Regions from separate parts of the Homo sapiens genome. Here region 1 is linked to region 2. Evidence: read pairs that join two places in POLR2A ChIA-PET (ENCODE). Cell type or tissue: OCI-LY7. All regions are shown on one strand. Region 1 overlaps SSBP2 (single stranded DNA binding protein 2). Region 2 overlaps SSBP2 (single stranded DNA binding protein 2).

What was found. ChIA-PET counts read pairs that join two places held together with the same protein. Peaks named below come from ENCODE experiments on the same cell type or tissue, not always from the same donor. Only the 100,000 strongest peaks of a DNase experiment are listed, where the experiment ranks them.
Region 1: POLR2A ChIA-PET joins it to region 2 with 5 read pairs; 2 of 35 experiments call an interaction of 5 or more read pairs at or near these places.

The regions. Positions count from the first base shown.
Region 1 is chr5:81,605,787-81,613,786 of GRCh38, forward strand. All of the region lies in intron 4 of SSBP2 (single stranded DNA binding protein 2), which reads right to left. Among named protein-coding and RNA genes, the nearest start is that of SSBP2, 140 kb to the right of the region's middle. In OCI-LY7, a CTCF peak has its summit at 7,880; a DNase peak (open chromatin) is centred at 4,245.
Region 2 is chr5:81,737,705-81,745,704 of GRCh38, forward strand. All of the region lies in intron 1 of SSBP2 (single stranded DNA binding protein 2), which reads right to left. Among named protein-coding and RNA genes, the nearest start is that of SSBP2, 9.4 kb to the right of the region's middle. In OCI-LY7, no CTCF peak of the experiment used is centred here; no DNase peak of the experiment used is centred here.

The DNA.
Region 1 (8,000 bases), 130 kb before region 2:
ATAGTACTCACTATAGACGCAGAGCTTGTTTTTTCCCCTGAATGATGGGAGAGCTTTCAGAGGCAGAAGCAGAAATATTAGAAGAAAACCTAACTTTTCCCACTGGTGGAAATTGTTAAGGTTGACTACTGTTTAACAGAATTTAAATGGGGGAAAAACGGTTGAGAACAGATTCAAAGAGTATCTGGGAAATAGACCCAAACAGGTTGGTCCCTGAGGAAAGGCATGAATCATTTTATTCTGGAAATGAGCATCTCTCAGATAAGAAAGAGAAATTCATCCAACTAGATGCACAATTTTGATCCAGGAAAATCTAGGAGTTGGCTAAGAGTAACTGAAGGAAACTAGTATTAAAAAGCAGGAAAGTTCCCTAAGTAACACCTGCTATTAAAACCTCACAGGCACTGAGGAAACTAAACCCAAACATTCAGCAACACAAAAGCCTAGTTTCTCTCAAAGGTAGAATTAGTCTGAAAGACCCAGCAAGTGAAAAGCTGATGAAAACTACGCAGTAAAAGGCAGCTGAATAGCTGGGAGAACCTCTGAGGTCAGCTAGGAAAGTGCCCTCCCATTCATTGTGACCTCCCACAGAGACCATTTAGAAAGTAAGAGGGTTCCAAGGAAACCACAAGTTCTACCAGACCTAGCAGTGGTGTCAGGTCAATCCTATCTTGGTCTGAACTCAAAGATGTCTGAACGCTCATCCAGACAAGATAGAAATTAAGCAAGAATATATTCTAAATCATTCTTACAATGACTTGGGAACTTACAATGCCCCACCCACTTGACTCTCCCCATAACTTCCTAAATAAATAAGAATGTGAATGTGGAGACAAAAACAGGTAGCTTCCATTTATATTCCAAATGTAAAATTTTGTTGAGATTCCCAATCCTCTTTAGCCTTCCCAGTGTTATTGCTACCTCTTGTATTTCTCTGTAGTGAATGAAGTTAGAATCCTACACAAAAAGAAAGGCGTAGGCCTGTGAGAGGAAAAATTGACAATGGAAAGAAAAGATCAGTGGTTATATTCCTGGTCTGGAAAAGATAAGGCTATATAGGTAGGTGGCCCATGATAAAACAGGTTCCACAGAATTAACTTATAGCAAGTTCCCAATGTTGTTTCACAAGGATATTCCAGGCTAGAGCAAAAAGTAAAAAGCCAGCCTTGTGTATTACAGCTATGATAAGATTTGTGATAAGATTTGCATATGGAAAATATCCCCATAGTTTCTAATATACACGCTGAATTAAGGTGTACTATTGTAAAGAAGATAGAAGTCATTTTGTGATATCTGAAGACTTCCTATTTCCTTTATGTATTTGGGCTTTTGTCCATAATAAAAACTATAATATGACCTCATTTCTAAGATATTTTCCTTTATTTTCCCTTCTCATATCTATCTTAGGAATGGCAAAAATAGGATAATGATGAGAATGAGGGATGAGCTAAGGTGATAAACAGGACAAGATAATAATCAAAGGAAAGCAAGAAGTAATACTGAAAGAATCACGTAAGAGTGGTACAATGTTCCCGCAGAATTGGGGGCATCTCATTCAGAAATAGTATGCCTGAAGAATGTACATTCTTTCATTTATCCAGCCATTCTTTCATCAAATATTTATTGAGTGCCAATTAAGTACAAACCACTAGGCTATCAAATTGAACATGATGTATTTTTACAGGCTTTAAATATGCTTACCTCCCTAAGGTATGAGAATTTTTACACTGCTCTTAACTGGTAATTCAATACATGCTTGCTAAAACATAGCTACATTGAAGAAAGGGCTAATATGTTGAGAGATTTCCCTACCTATTAATCTAAGTTTCCAAAACTTCTGGAAGAAGCCATGGATCATTTAAGTCCATTTAATTTTTTTTCCTAAATTTGAATCCAGTTGTCCCCCTTATACAATACTTGACTACTTTCTAAAATGAAATTGTGCCCTACAAAAATCATTCAGCCATTGACATAGTTTGAGTCTCAAGTCTTGCTTCAACAACCACAAACAGCTTTTGAATATCTTAGGTACTCAAGATACTATGTTCACACCAAACAAATTAGTTGCCTTGGGATGCAGAGTTCGAGCTGGAAGCATTCTGAAACAGTGAACAGCTTTGGGAAATGTACTGGGTTACAGAACATAACAGTTATGCTATCCAAGTCAGTCTACCTAGTGTGGTAAGTATTTACTTCTCACCAAGTTGTATTTTCCCTTGTTTTCATGCTAGTCTCTTCCTTCCTATTACTCCTTAAATGTGAGCCTTTTTCACACCTTTCTATCCCCAGGCCTCAATTCTTATTTTATCTTTACTACTTCATTAATTTAACCCACTCTTATCCCTTAATCCACTTTCTCTATGTTCTTCCTCCCTAATTTCAGATTTCTGCTAAGCATATCACAAGTCCCATATCATCAGCCACATTAATTACAAATTATTTTTAATTTTTCTCTCTTCCTCAATACTTACAACTAGACAGTCTCTTTTCTTCTTCATTCTCATTCATTATTTTCCATTTTATTTGTCACCATTTTAATTCAGGGGCTGAATTTTCAGCGTATATCAACACTATTAGAATAGCCTCCTAACTGTGTTGGCCTTTAATCCTTGCCTTTCTTCAGTCCTCATCATGCCCTCAGATTCACCATCCTAAAATATAATTTCCTATTTTTTGAATATGCTAAAAAATGACTATGGCAGATGAAGCAAAAGTTTCATCCAGTGTAGTTGGAAAAGTACTAATGAGAATTTGGAAAACCTAAATTTTCATGGTTAAACCACACTCAGTCTTTAAACAATGACATGTCCTTAACTTCTCCAGGTACCAGATTTCTTATCTATTCAAATGACTAAAATAAGCAGTTTTCAAACTTTTTAAAAGTTTTTGAACTGTAATGGATTGAGATGTTGTAAATGAATAAAAGATTTTTTTAATGAAAATTATTACTCAAGAGTTAACCAAGAACCCTTGAGAATTCTAGAATGGGGGTGGGGGTTTGAGTCAGATGCAGAAATAGCTATTTTAATGCTTTTGGAAATGATGAAGACGTTACCTAAGGCATCCAAAGTGGGATTACAGAGGAAAAGACAGTGTTCAGGCAATGATTTGGAAGTTTTGATAACTAGTTGGAGGTAAAGAAGAATAAAGAGGATAAAAAGAAGAGTCATTTATGTCATGGGTAACTAATTATATAGAGATTCAATTTAATTAGAAAGAGAAAATAGAAGGAATTTGGATAGAGGAGAACTGAAATGCTTTGGTTAAAAGAGAAGGAGGCCAAGAACCTCTATGATTGGGTGTTCTCTCATTCCTAGGCACGATCTATGGCCCTTCTACAATGCTCCAGGAATTCAGGGACTTCAGCATGAAACTGCTTTTCAGTGGGATAATTTCACAATCTCCTTGCAGTTTTAAAATTCTACCATCTGTTAGCTAAGCACTGATACTGTGTTTGATTTTTCTACTCTAGTTAAACAGCTCAGCTTAGTGTTCCTTAAATATACCTTATATTTTTCCAACTTCATCCAGTTTCTCTGATACACCTTCCCCAGCACTTGTCTTATCCAAATCCTAGTCATCATTCAAAAGCCAGTGCACATTTGCAGCATTTAAACCTATACAGTATAGGGTTATTATCTGTATTACACTCATAGCAGTTAACTCTTGATGTACACAGCTCGTATACCTTTCCAAACAGATTATGAACCCCTAAAGGGAGAAATTTTTATAAATCTTTGCACCTCCCATAGCTTCAATCCAAGTAATTTGTACATAAATAGGTATTCAAAAAAAGTTAATAAACAAATGATAGAAGTGACAGTGCATCCCTGGTGAAACCCCACCTCCAAGCCAAAGACAGTTTAAAGCCTGAAAGCCAAGCTAAAGGTCAAACCCACAGACTAGATTGAGAAGCTGTCTTCCCATTTGGCACATTTTTCTCTGTTTGATCCTCAGCATTCAACTATTTTACATACACCTACCCTTCCCTAATTGGTTTTTTACACTGTTGTGCCCACCTTTCAGTGGTGTCTTTGTTTTAACCTTTTTTGCATACTCACAAACCAATCAGAATGCATTCCCCTATTCTGAGCCCATAAAAGCCCTGGGCTCAGCCACACTGGGAGAGAAACCACCCGATTCCAGGTATTCAACCACCCTTGCATACTCTCTCCACTGAGAACTGTTTCATTGCTCAACAAAATTCTTCTCTGCCCTTCTCACCCTTCAATTGTTAGTGTATCCTCATTCTTCTTGGATGCGGGACAAGAACTCAAGAACCGCCAAATGCAGGTATAAGCTATAACACAGTCGGGCTGGGGCATGCCCAGCCCAGCCACAGACTGAGCTGGTGTGTAGGTGGGCCGAGTGGGTGGACTGCTTCCTGCGGCAGGCAGCACGGCTGAGCAAGACTGGGGGGAGAGGTGGCATCACCAGCCAGAGGTCCCCAGCTTGCAAAGTGACTGAGAAAAATCCTGTGTCAGAAGAATGATCCTAAATTATGTCTACCAAAATCACTTCCCTCAAGGATAATCCTCCCCTACAGCATAGTTACATTTGTTAGTAGTTGTGCCCTTGTCTTCTTTAAAAAGATATTAACAAATATATACATTTTTAAGGTAAGTTTGACTTGGTAAGAAAACCTTTAAATCCACCTTGAAAATATCTGTACCTTCTTTTACAAGAGATTCTGAGTCTTTCCTTCTAGAGAGTTTAAAGCACCTGATCTTTGGGAACTGATAAGAACTATCTACTGTGGCTGGCTGCAAATAATTCCTTGTATTATAGGAGTAGTCATTTGTGATTTTAAACCCAAGAGACAATGGAAAGCATATGACGTATATGTAGAATAAAAGAAATTAACACTAAAAATAAATGCAACAAAATCTATAGACATTTCATGAAGTCTGAAAATAGATAACCTAGGCCAGGCGTGGTGGCTCACAACTGTAATCCCAGCACTTTGGGAGGCTGAGGTGGGCAGATCACCTGAGGTTGGGAGTTTCAGACCAGCCTGATCAACATGGAGAAACCCCATCTCTACTACAAATACAAAAATTAGCCGGGCATGGTGGCACAGGCCTGTAATCCCAGCTACTTGGGAGGCTAAGGCAGGAGAATCGGTTGAACCCGGGAGGCGGAGGTTGTGGTGAGCCAAGATCACACCATTGCACTCCAGCCTGGGCAACAAGAGTGAAACTCTGTCTCAAAAACAAACAAACAAAGAAACAAAAACAGATAACCTAGTCTTGTGAGCACAAAATAGAGTGTCACATCATTATAGCTCTATCCATTATTTCTGGCTAAGTAACTATTACTTATCTCATAGTATACATTCCATCAAAGACATAGTACTTGAAATTGTGAGGCTTTTATTTATTTAAAAAAGATATAAACCTCTAATCTCAGTTGTCAACCCCCATCAAAAACAAGACAACATAATAATTCAAATCTATAGTTTCGGGTAAGTGAAAGATGAGTTTTGCTAATGATTTTTTGTTTCTTTCCTTCATATCAAAGGGAAAAGAATAAAAGTAAGAGATATATTCACTTTTCCAAGTTGCCAAAATACAATCATTTTAAATGAAGCTGGATAAAAAGTAAACAAGTGGCTATAAAAATATGACTCTACAAATCTAAGGTATTTAGATACACTTTTACTTAAAAAAATCTTTAACTTATTTTCTATGATTTCTACATCTCCCATAGTAAGTTATAAATTTTATGAATTTTACATCTCCAATTGTAAGTTAAAAATGCATGCTATTTTTGAAAGAATATCATGTTTTTTAAATTTTTTGATACTATTGGCAGCAATCACAGGCAGTGTAACATCAGCATGAAAATAGTAAGGAATAAAGATCTTTCCATTATCATCTTTTCACATTTACCAGAAACTGGATTATAATTTAAAAATATTTCAGTGAGAGAAGGGTGCTTATGATGTTTAAAATACATACTTTGAAAAAATATATATTATTTTTACAATAAAATGAACTTTAAATAAAGTCATCCTGTTCTGTTTCTCTCTTTTCCACATTAGTTTCTTCATTTATTTCTTCATGGATTTCAGAAATCCATATCTATGTAAAATTCTAGTCTTATAAGATAAATACATTCTGGAGATCCATTGTACAACATAGGGCATATGATTAACAATACTGTATTGTGTACTTAAAAATTTCTTAAGAGGGTATATCTTATGTTAAGTACTCTTACCACAAAAGGGAAAAAATAAAGCAAAAAGGGGAGAACTTTTGGAGGTGACAGATAAGTTTATGGCATTGGTTGTGATGATGGTTTCATGGGTGCATACTAATTTCCAAACACATCAAGTTTACACATTACATATGTACAGCTTTTTGTATGTCAATCATACCTCAGTAACGTGGTTAAAAATAAATTTTAGAATGGCTGAAAATTACAACTATTCAGTTTATGGATGTCTCTCAATATGTGCACATACAAAAAACAACAGATGTCTTTCATAAGAAATGCTAAATGCCTGTGCATGTAACATGGTAAATTTAAATTTTATTTCATTAAGTTTTTTAGTTTCCCATCTCAGAAGAGTGATTAGAACTAACTGAAAGGTGAAATTTAATCTGTTTTAAAGTAACTTTCCTGAATGTGAAATAATTAATAATTGCAGATATTTGGAAAATACAGTAATATACATAGACAAAAATAAAAATCATGCATTATCCCAATATCAAAAGATAGTCATTTTAACATTTTGGCCTATTTTAAATTAACAGAATTATTCATTATTTACCTCATTATGCCTCCAGTATTTCTTTTAAAAAGTAGTTTATGTGTCAATATTCATTCAATCTTATAGATAAGAAGTAACTATAAAATAATAAGACTAATTTTAAACATTTATACATGCAAGTGAACATTTTTAACGCTAAAAACGCAGCTACTGAAGAAAGTATTTTTTAGAATGCTTTCTTGAGTACTTTATTTTAAATTATTAAAGTATTTTAAAATTCAGTAGGTAAACATATTAATTACCATTATAGAAGTAATTCTGTAATAAACTCAAATGCAGAATATAACATTCTAGAATTTTACCAAAATCTTATTGTTTGTTCCTGTGTTTTCCATTTTCTTCCCCAAGTCTTTCAAACTATTATATTTACATGTTAGAAATAAATTTGTTAATCATTTTCAGAAATTATCTACTATTAAGAATTTAGGAAATCCTATTCATGAAAATTACCATAAAAGAAATTAATGTATTTTTAAAAATCCAATTGTAATATAAAATCATGTAGGTCAAACTCTATCTTTTCACCAGCCTCCAATTAAAAAACAAATCAGAGATGTATTACCATGAAAAGAAATTGGTTTTAAGATGTAATAAAAATGGCATCCAAGAATAAATCAAATCTCTTAAAACTAATATTTAAATTAAAATTAAACATCTGACACAATGTGCTAATATTCATAATGAATTATAAAATTCAAATACTGATTTTTTTTCTAAACTATATTTTCCAAGGACCAAATTACACAGTAAGGGGTTGTTCCTCCTTTAAAATCTACTCGAATTTTACTCCTACCTCTGGCTAATGCTCATTTCCAAAACCTATTTAAGTGTATTTCTAAAGCTAATAAGTGTGAATACTTTGAAATTTTCAAAGTGTCTTATGAATGCAAGATGATGATGATGATGAAAGTGACGATGACAACGATGATCATTTATCCAAGGCTTTTAGAAAGAGCTGCTAAATTAGTTCACTTTTCCCCTTAAGATCTCCATGTTGAACAGTAGGGTACATCTTTCTACAGAATGCAATTTTGGAAAAGTATTTATATGATTAATTTCTTAAAATGTAGGCTATCAAATATTGTATCTCCTTTAAGAGTAGAACACTGGCACTCTCTAATGCCATCTAGTTGTCAAAATTAGTGGAGACAATATCTCCCGTGACTGACAGGCCAAATCAAGGCACGCATCTCTTAGTATAAGGAAAAGATGAGATGGGGTACCC
Region 2 (8,000 bases):
ATGAACCCGGGAGACAGACCTTGCAGTGAGCCGAGATTGCTCCACTGCACTCCAGCCTGGGCAACAGAGTGAGACTCCATCTCAAAAAAAAAAAAAAAACAAAAAACTCAGCCCTGTTTAACCTTCTTGTTCATTCTACAAATCTGGCATGGTAACTCACCCTTCCATTCTCAAAACTCCCTTTCCTTGATTTCTGCTAATGTCAGTCCTTTATGCGTTTCCCTCATATGTCTCCGTTCTTTTCAATCTCAATTTCAAACTCTCATTCCACCTATACCTTAAATATTCCCCGAACTTCCATCTCTGATTTCCTCACACTTTCTCCCTGCACATTCCCAAGAAGAATGGCTTTATCCCTATTTCGTGCCTTCAAATGATACAAGATGCAAAACCAAATGGGCCATACATTAGTAGCAAAAACAAGCAAAACTGATCTATGCTGTTAAAAATCAAGCAAGATGGGTAGCACATATGAAGCTTCCAGAGTGCTGGTAATGTTCTTTTTCTTGATGTGGGTACTTGGTTACACTGGTGTGTTCAGTTTGCGAAAACTCATCAAATTTACACATTTAGGATATGTGCACTTTTCTGTATGAATGTCAGATTTCAATAACGCTATTTTTTTAAAGAGAGAAATAATAAACTAAACCTTGAGTTCAGATTTCAGCTCTAACATGTGTACTTCAGCTAAATTACTTATCCTATTAAAGCCTTAGTTTCCTCACACTTATCCTTTCTCATTTCTGTATCTCCAGCCTAGACTTCTTCCAGGAACTCAAAAGCTACATATCCAAGTTCCTCCCAAACTTCTCCATCGCTAGGTCTTAATGGCATCTCAAACTAAACTCATCATCTTCCTCCTTACACCTTTAAAATTACCTGTTCCTCCTCCTGTATCCCAAAGTCTGTGACTAAAACTTCTACCAACAATTGCAGCCATCTTTAAAAATCCTAATTTTCACACTTAGGCCACCAAGTCTGATCTATTCTACATCCTGAAATGACCACTGCATTGGTGTAGAAAAATGATGACGCTATAAGCATTTGTATTGTTATAGCAATCGCTTCCTAATGGATCTACCTCCCCCTTTACTCCATGCTCCATATGATTTCCAAAACGATTCTTCTAAAATGCACCTCAGATGGTGTAACTTTTCTGCTTAAAATTGCTTATCTCAGGGCGGGCACAGTGGCCCACGTCTGTAATCCCAGCACTTTGGGTGGCTGAGGTGGGTGGATCACTCGAGGTCAGGAGTTCGAGACCAGCCTGGCCAACATAGTGAAATCCCATCTCTACTAAAAATACAAAAATTAGCCGGGCATGGTGGTGCACGCCTGTAGTCCCAGCTACTTGGGAGGCTGAAGCAGGACAATCGCTTGAACCTGGGAGGTGGAGGTTTCGGTGAGCCGAGATCATACCATTGCACTCCAGCCTGGTGACAGAGTGAGACTCCATCTCCAAAAAAAAAAAAAAAAAAAAAAAAAAAAAAATTGTTTATCTCCTAGGTCAAGTTGTCATTTAAGGCTGTTCTTGAAATAGTTCGTATTTAATCTGCCAGATTTATCCCTACCAACTTTACTGCAGTTCACCAACTATATCATACCTTTTAATGCCTCCATGTTGCTGTACATGATTCTCTCTCTGGCTAAAATACTCTTTACTTGCCCCATCTTCCACTTTGACTAATGCTAGCCTTTCAATAAACATCCTCTTAGAAATATTTCCTGACACTCTCACAGCCCTAGGCTAGATTCAATGCTTTTTTTCAGGAATCCCACAGAACCTTCTGCATACCCATTATAGTGCTTGCTACCCAGTGTGGTAGTGGCTGATAGTGAGGCCCCTCTGAATGGGGAGTTCCTGATGGGCAGAGATTGCCAGGTTATTAAGATCTGACTCAGGAAGGCTCAACAGAGGCTGACATATAACAGACGGTTAACATTTTTTTAATGAATAACGGAGTGGGGAGATAGAATAAATATGATTCCCATCTCATAAAATATATATATACATTTACACTATAAAATAGTTAACAAGTTTTAAAAACATTTTAAATGCTATTTTGGCAAAATCCAGCTTTTTAAGAAGCCCTACTTTCTTACGCTATTCTATATACAATTATTATTCTGTACAATTCTATATGATTCCATACAATTAACCCTTTAAGAGAGCCATTCTGCTATTCTGCTGGGGACCTAATACAAACACAAAAGCATTTTGTCAACTAGCAGCATTTTTGCCAGTACTTGCTATGTTATCTTGTCAATGATCACTCTTGTCGATTATACTCCTATCTTACAGAAAAGCATCAACAACCTTTAATATTTCAGTAAAAACTTGCTTATACTCTAATCTTTCTGGCCCTGAATTCGTAAGTCCAACTCACTTATATAATTGACTCAGTAAAATTTGAATTCAAAATTACTAAGTCATTCCCAAGATGAACTCCTACCTGAAAACTACTCTCAAGATATACACACATACACATGTGTGTATATGTATGTGTAATATATCTGATAGCAAGAAAGCTCACTCAAGTTTTTCCATTACAATATTTCTAAGTGAAGGAATACAGTATCAGTCACTAAGTTTAATCCAGGGTAAAAAAAAAAAAAAGAATGTACCAAAACACCTTAATAGCTTCCCAGGATAGCTAGCGCTTAAATATACTGATAATGTATAATCATCAAATAATTTCAATCCAATTATAAATGACAAATAGCACATAATGATGTGAAAAAAATAAAACAAAGAAATTATTTCTATTTTTTCTAATAGCCAGTATTACAGAAATGACTAGGTAATAGAACCAATATGATTGTACTACTGCTCCTGTATCACACGGAGCTTCTCAGGTGCCCTTGTCCAAAAAAAGCCCAATAGGCCATACGCTGCTTGGAAGAGACAACAAAAGAGACTCATAATTACAGGATCCTTTTTTCCTAAATATCACATATTCCTGACTCCAAAGTTTAAAGTAACTTATGCCGGATTACTCTGCCTCTGGTTACAGAATGAGAAACAGCTCTATCTGAAATTATAACCTGAGTTCTTAATTGGCATCTTCCTCTCTGGTGAGCACCTACATCCATGTTGTTAAATCTCAGATACCAGCTAAAGAATTTGTAGCTATCTGTGGGGCACTTTTGGTACCTATAATACTATCCACCTTTTTAGCAGCTATAAAATGCTTCTACTCTTCCCTTAACTTCTTAACCTCTATTGCCTCCCACCCCAACTAAAAATGATGAATATGCACATTCCCCTCCCATCCTCATGCCACCTCCCACAACTTCCATTACAATTTTTCCGCCATGTTAAGCGATGAAACACACTGAGTCAAAATAGTTAAAATGGGCAGTGCAGTCAGAAACCTGAGTTTGAATCCAGACTATACAATTTACTCTGTGGCCCTGGACAAAATATAAAACCTCTGAGACTCAGTTTCCCCATATGTAAAATGGGGATTATATCTACTTTACGAAGTTGCTATAGGGATTAAGCTATCAAAAGTAGCCAGCCACAGAAAGACAAATACTATATGATCCCACTTATATGAGATACCTCGAATAGTCAAATTCTTGGAGACAGAAAATAGAATGGTAGTTGTCAAGGGCACATAGAAGGCGGGAGTGGGGAGTGATTGTTTAATGAGTACAGAGTTTCAGTCTGGAAACATGAAAAAGTTCTAGAGATGGAGAACGGTGATGGCTATACCATAATGTGAACGTACTTAATGCCACTGAACTGTACAACTAAAAGTGGTTAAAATGGTAAATTTTAGGTTATATATATATTACCACATTAAAAAAGAAAAAGAATATTCTCTCAATAATTCATACTGAAAGACTTTTCCTCCCTTGTTAGAGAGAGGTATAAAAGCGAAAAAACCTTACCTTTCCCTCCCCCTAACCCAGCACTCCAAATTGAAGCTAAATGGCAAAGGAATAGAGAAGAGTTCACTGATAAAAATTAGCCTGTCTTCACAAATTAAAAGCCCAAAACTATCCTAAGTCCCGTACCTATCCACTTATGTTACAAAAGCATAAGGATTTCAAACAAAAATCAGCTTTCACTCATGATGTGGCACTTTTAGAGTTAAGTAATTTTACAGATTGTGTTTAACACACTGTAACAATATTTTTTGTTTAATGAAAGTACTGACATAAACTTTTAACTATCATCTAATCTATGATTCTCTGTTGAATCAAATCCACACTTAAACCTTAAATATATATGAATCTCTCATTATAAAAGAGGCAGCTGTAGCATAATGAAAGGAACACTGACCTTGGAACGAAAAAACTCTAAATATGGCTCAGGTCTGCCACATATTATCTGTATTACCCTAGCTGCATAAGTCAATTTCCACTTATAAATATTGCTAGTCAATGGAGATACCACCCAGCTCATACGATTATAATGTGACTTAAGTAAAACAAAATACTATACATTAAAATATTTTGAAAACTATAAAGTACAATTTCATTTATATTAAATTTAACACAAAGAAAATGAAAAAATTCTGTCAAAAATTCACATTAAAAATATACACACATCATAATATAATCTTCCATAGTCCTGAAATTCAAAGAAAGAATACTAAATGCCCATATTATAGAAAAGTATTTTTTAGAAATTACATTAATTCTTATACCAAATACTAGGAGTATTGGGGAGAAAATCAGCTAGATACGGTGATAGACTATTGTGACATATTTCCAATTCATTACATCCTTAACTCATTTATTCCACAAATACATAATCACAAACCTTGCAACCACTGTGCTAAGCAGTGGGAATATGACGGTAAGGAAGACACCATGGTCCTTGCTCTTATGGAGCTTCCAATCTAACTGGAAGATGAGGCATTAAACATCACACAAATGGCCGGGCTCAGTGGCTCATGCCTGTAATCCTAGCACTTTGGGAGGCTGAGGCAGGTGGATCATCTGAGGTCAGGAGTTCGCGCCCAGCCTGGCCAACATGGTGAAACTCCCTCTCTGCTAAAAATACAAAAATTAGCCAAGTGTGGTGGTGCATGCCTGTAATCCCAGCTACTAGGGAGGCTGAGGCAGGAGAATCGCTTGAACCTGGGGGGTGTGTGGAAGTTGCAGAGAGCCGAGATTGCGCCACTTCACTCCAGCCTGGGCAAAAGAGCAAAACTCCATCTCAAAAAAATAATAATACAAATAATTTGTTATTTATAATAAATATGAAAAAGAAAAAAGTCTGCTATGAGAGTATCCAATCCAATCTAGAAGGTTTAGGAGAAATAATTACGCCAATTGTACCAACCTCTGTTAACCCAGTATACTGTAAGTGTTCAACAAATCTTAGTTATTTCTATAATCATCATTATAAAAGCCCCACTGTCCTTCAGAACAAGTTTATCCTTAGGGTTTGAAAGATAAAAGATATCAATCCTATTATCTAGGAAGATCAGATAAACTGAACCCAACACCCAATTCCTCCATTTTAAAAACAAAACCAGGCAAGTATGGCTTCTTCATCCCAATTTTCACTCATATTTAACATATCCTTGAGCAATTATGTTGATGCTAAGGTTTCCTCAATAGTAGCTTAGACATGCCTGAAATACTGTAACCTGGTCTTTCTATGGCTGATTCTTTCAGTTCTCCGTTGAAATGTCCTCTCCTCCAAGAACCTTCCCGACTACCCAATCTAGCATAGCCTCCCAGTCATTCTCTACACTACATCACACTATTTTATTATTTTTATAGTATATATGACTATTTGAAGTTGCCTAGTACATTTATTTGCTTATTATTATATATTTCTCCTTCAACCTTCAAAGTCTCATGAAAGCAGGGACTCATTTTATTCTCCCTATATCCTCAAGATACATCTTCCTTGCTAAAGATCCCAAGTTTTGTTTAGGTAGTTCACGTGAGCCAATTATGGTAATCCCATTATATCTAGCATAATTTGTTTACAGGAAGAAATTCTGTAGTTCTCTCTAATAAGGGATAAGAAGATGTCTCCTAAGCAACTTCAATAAAAAGTTTTCCTCCCTGATTGGTGAGACACAAAGAAAGAAAAACCCTGTCCTTCCTCCTGCCTTTACACTTGAGTGTGTAAGGGAGTGATGCTGGGAACCCGAGGCAGCCATGCTACATTCATGAGAGGAAGACCATGAGGATGGCAAAGAAGCCGATCCTGAACCCTGATGTTCTTGACTCAATGAATGAACTCTTACACTACCACTTCTAGACATCCTGTTATGTGAGATTTACTTTTAAACCTGATCAATTAAGCTGTTTTCTGTCTCCTGTTTTGATACCTGAAGCCAAAAGCCTAATAAACTCAAGCCTGTTTCTTCCATAACATTAAGAGAAAACAGTACCTACAGCCTACTGGATTTGAGGGGATTAAATGAGATAATGCAGACAAGTGCCAAACAAACAAGATACTCAAATGATAGCACTGCTGTTAATGTTAAGCAATAATTTTCTATGACAAAACACAAACTCTTTATATACTATTTAGGATTTTGTTATTTTACAAAAAATATTCACTTTAATCCTATTTAAAATGAGATCATTTTTAAAAGAATAATTTATTTACTTAGATTTCTTCCATTAATAAAGTAGCTCTTGGTTTTTTCTCATCTAAAATAGACAAATAAAAGGAGAATCAGACAAATATCAGATCACTAAAATAAATCATATTAATTTCAGGTAAGAGCCTTTTTCTGTCATCAATTCCTCACCCAACTTACATGGACAGAGCTACATATATTTTCATCTATTATTCTTGCCTTTACAAATATTTCATCAGTATTTTAATATGCTATAGATTTAAAGCTAATTAAAAATTAAAGCTATATTCGTAATTACAACCATACTCTTTAACACCTACAATTACAAAAATATTTAAAACTAGAAAAAAAAAAACAAAGGGCTATATTTTAGCCTCTACAATTTTTTTTCTGTGCTGAACTACTTGTTTGACATTATAGCCATGAAGCAAAATTAACAGAGAAGATCAAAAATAGGAGATTGCCAGGTCATTCGTTTACACTCACTCTAGCTGAACTGTGATTTAAAATGTTACAATGGCTCATTATTGTCTGAAAGCTGTTTAGGGTCATACATGAAATGTAATTAACATTCTTAAAGGAAAAAGATGAGAGTAGTTTTGTCATTTCTAAAGAAATGACACCAACTGAAGTTTGTCTTTAAAAAAAAGAACAAAAAAATAAATATTAATTATGCCACTGCATTGAGACTGCCCAGGCTGATTTGAGTCCAGATGAATTTTTGGTCCTATAATTATAAGAAAAACATTAACAGTTCCATTTTTCAAAAATTCTTAACTATTAACTTACATGACAAAAATTACCATTTACCAATTATGACCAATCAGAAATGTTAAAGTTATCTGGAAAAACTCTATTCTTCCCCAGGCAGTCCATATTTCCACTTGTTTTTTAATGTCCTCACACAAAGAATAAAATAGGTTGCAGAAGAAGAGCCTCTGCTATTTCTCTAACTACTGAAAACAGGCAAGACATTAATCTTGGTGGACCACCCTTCAGCTCACCTTTTGTAGTATGTATAGGGTTTTAATCTAATAGTCAAGTAACTCTCACAGTCCAAGTTATGCTAGGTTATATACATACGTTAACAAAACCTTGCATGAATACATGCTACATTTGTAAAATACACAAAGTTTGATCAAATGTTTAAAATCGGGAATATTATTTATATTCCAAACGCTTCAGATATTAACAAATGAATCTTATTCTATTGCTCCAATGCTATTTTAAGTCCACCCTTTCAGAAACAGTAAGTTCTTAATAAAATTAATATTTTAGCATACGCTTACAGAGGCTCACATGTCACTAGCATGCAAATATATAATCTGTAATTCCCACACCAATGGCAAAGCAATAACATACACACAATAATAGAGAATAACCTCATGTGTTCCAAAATAATTTTGAAATCCTATTTTTAAATTATATATTCCTAGT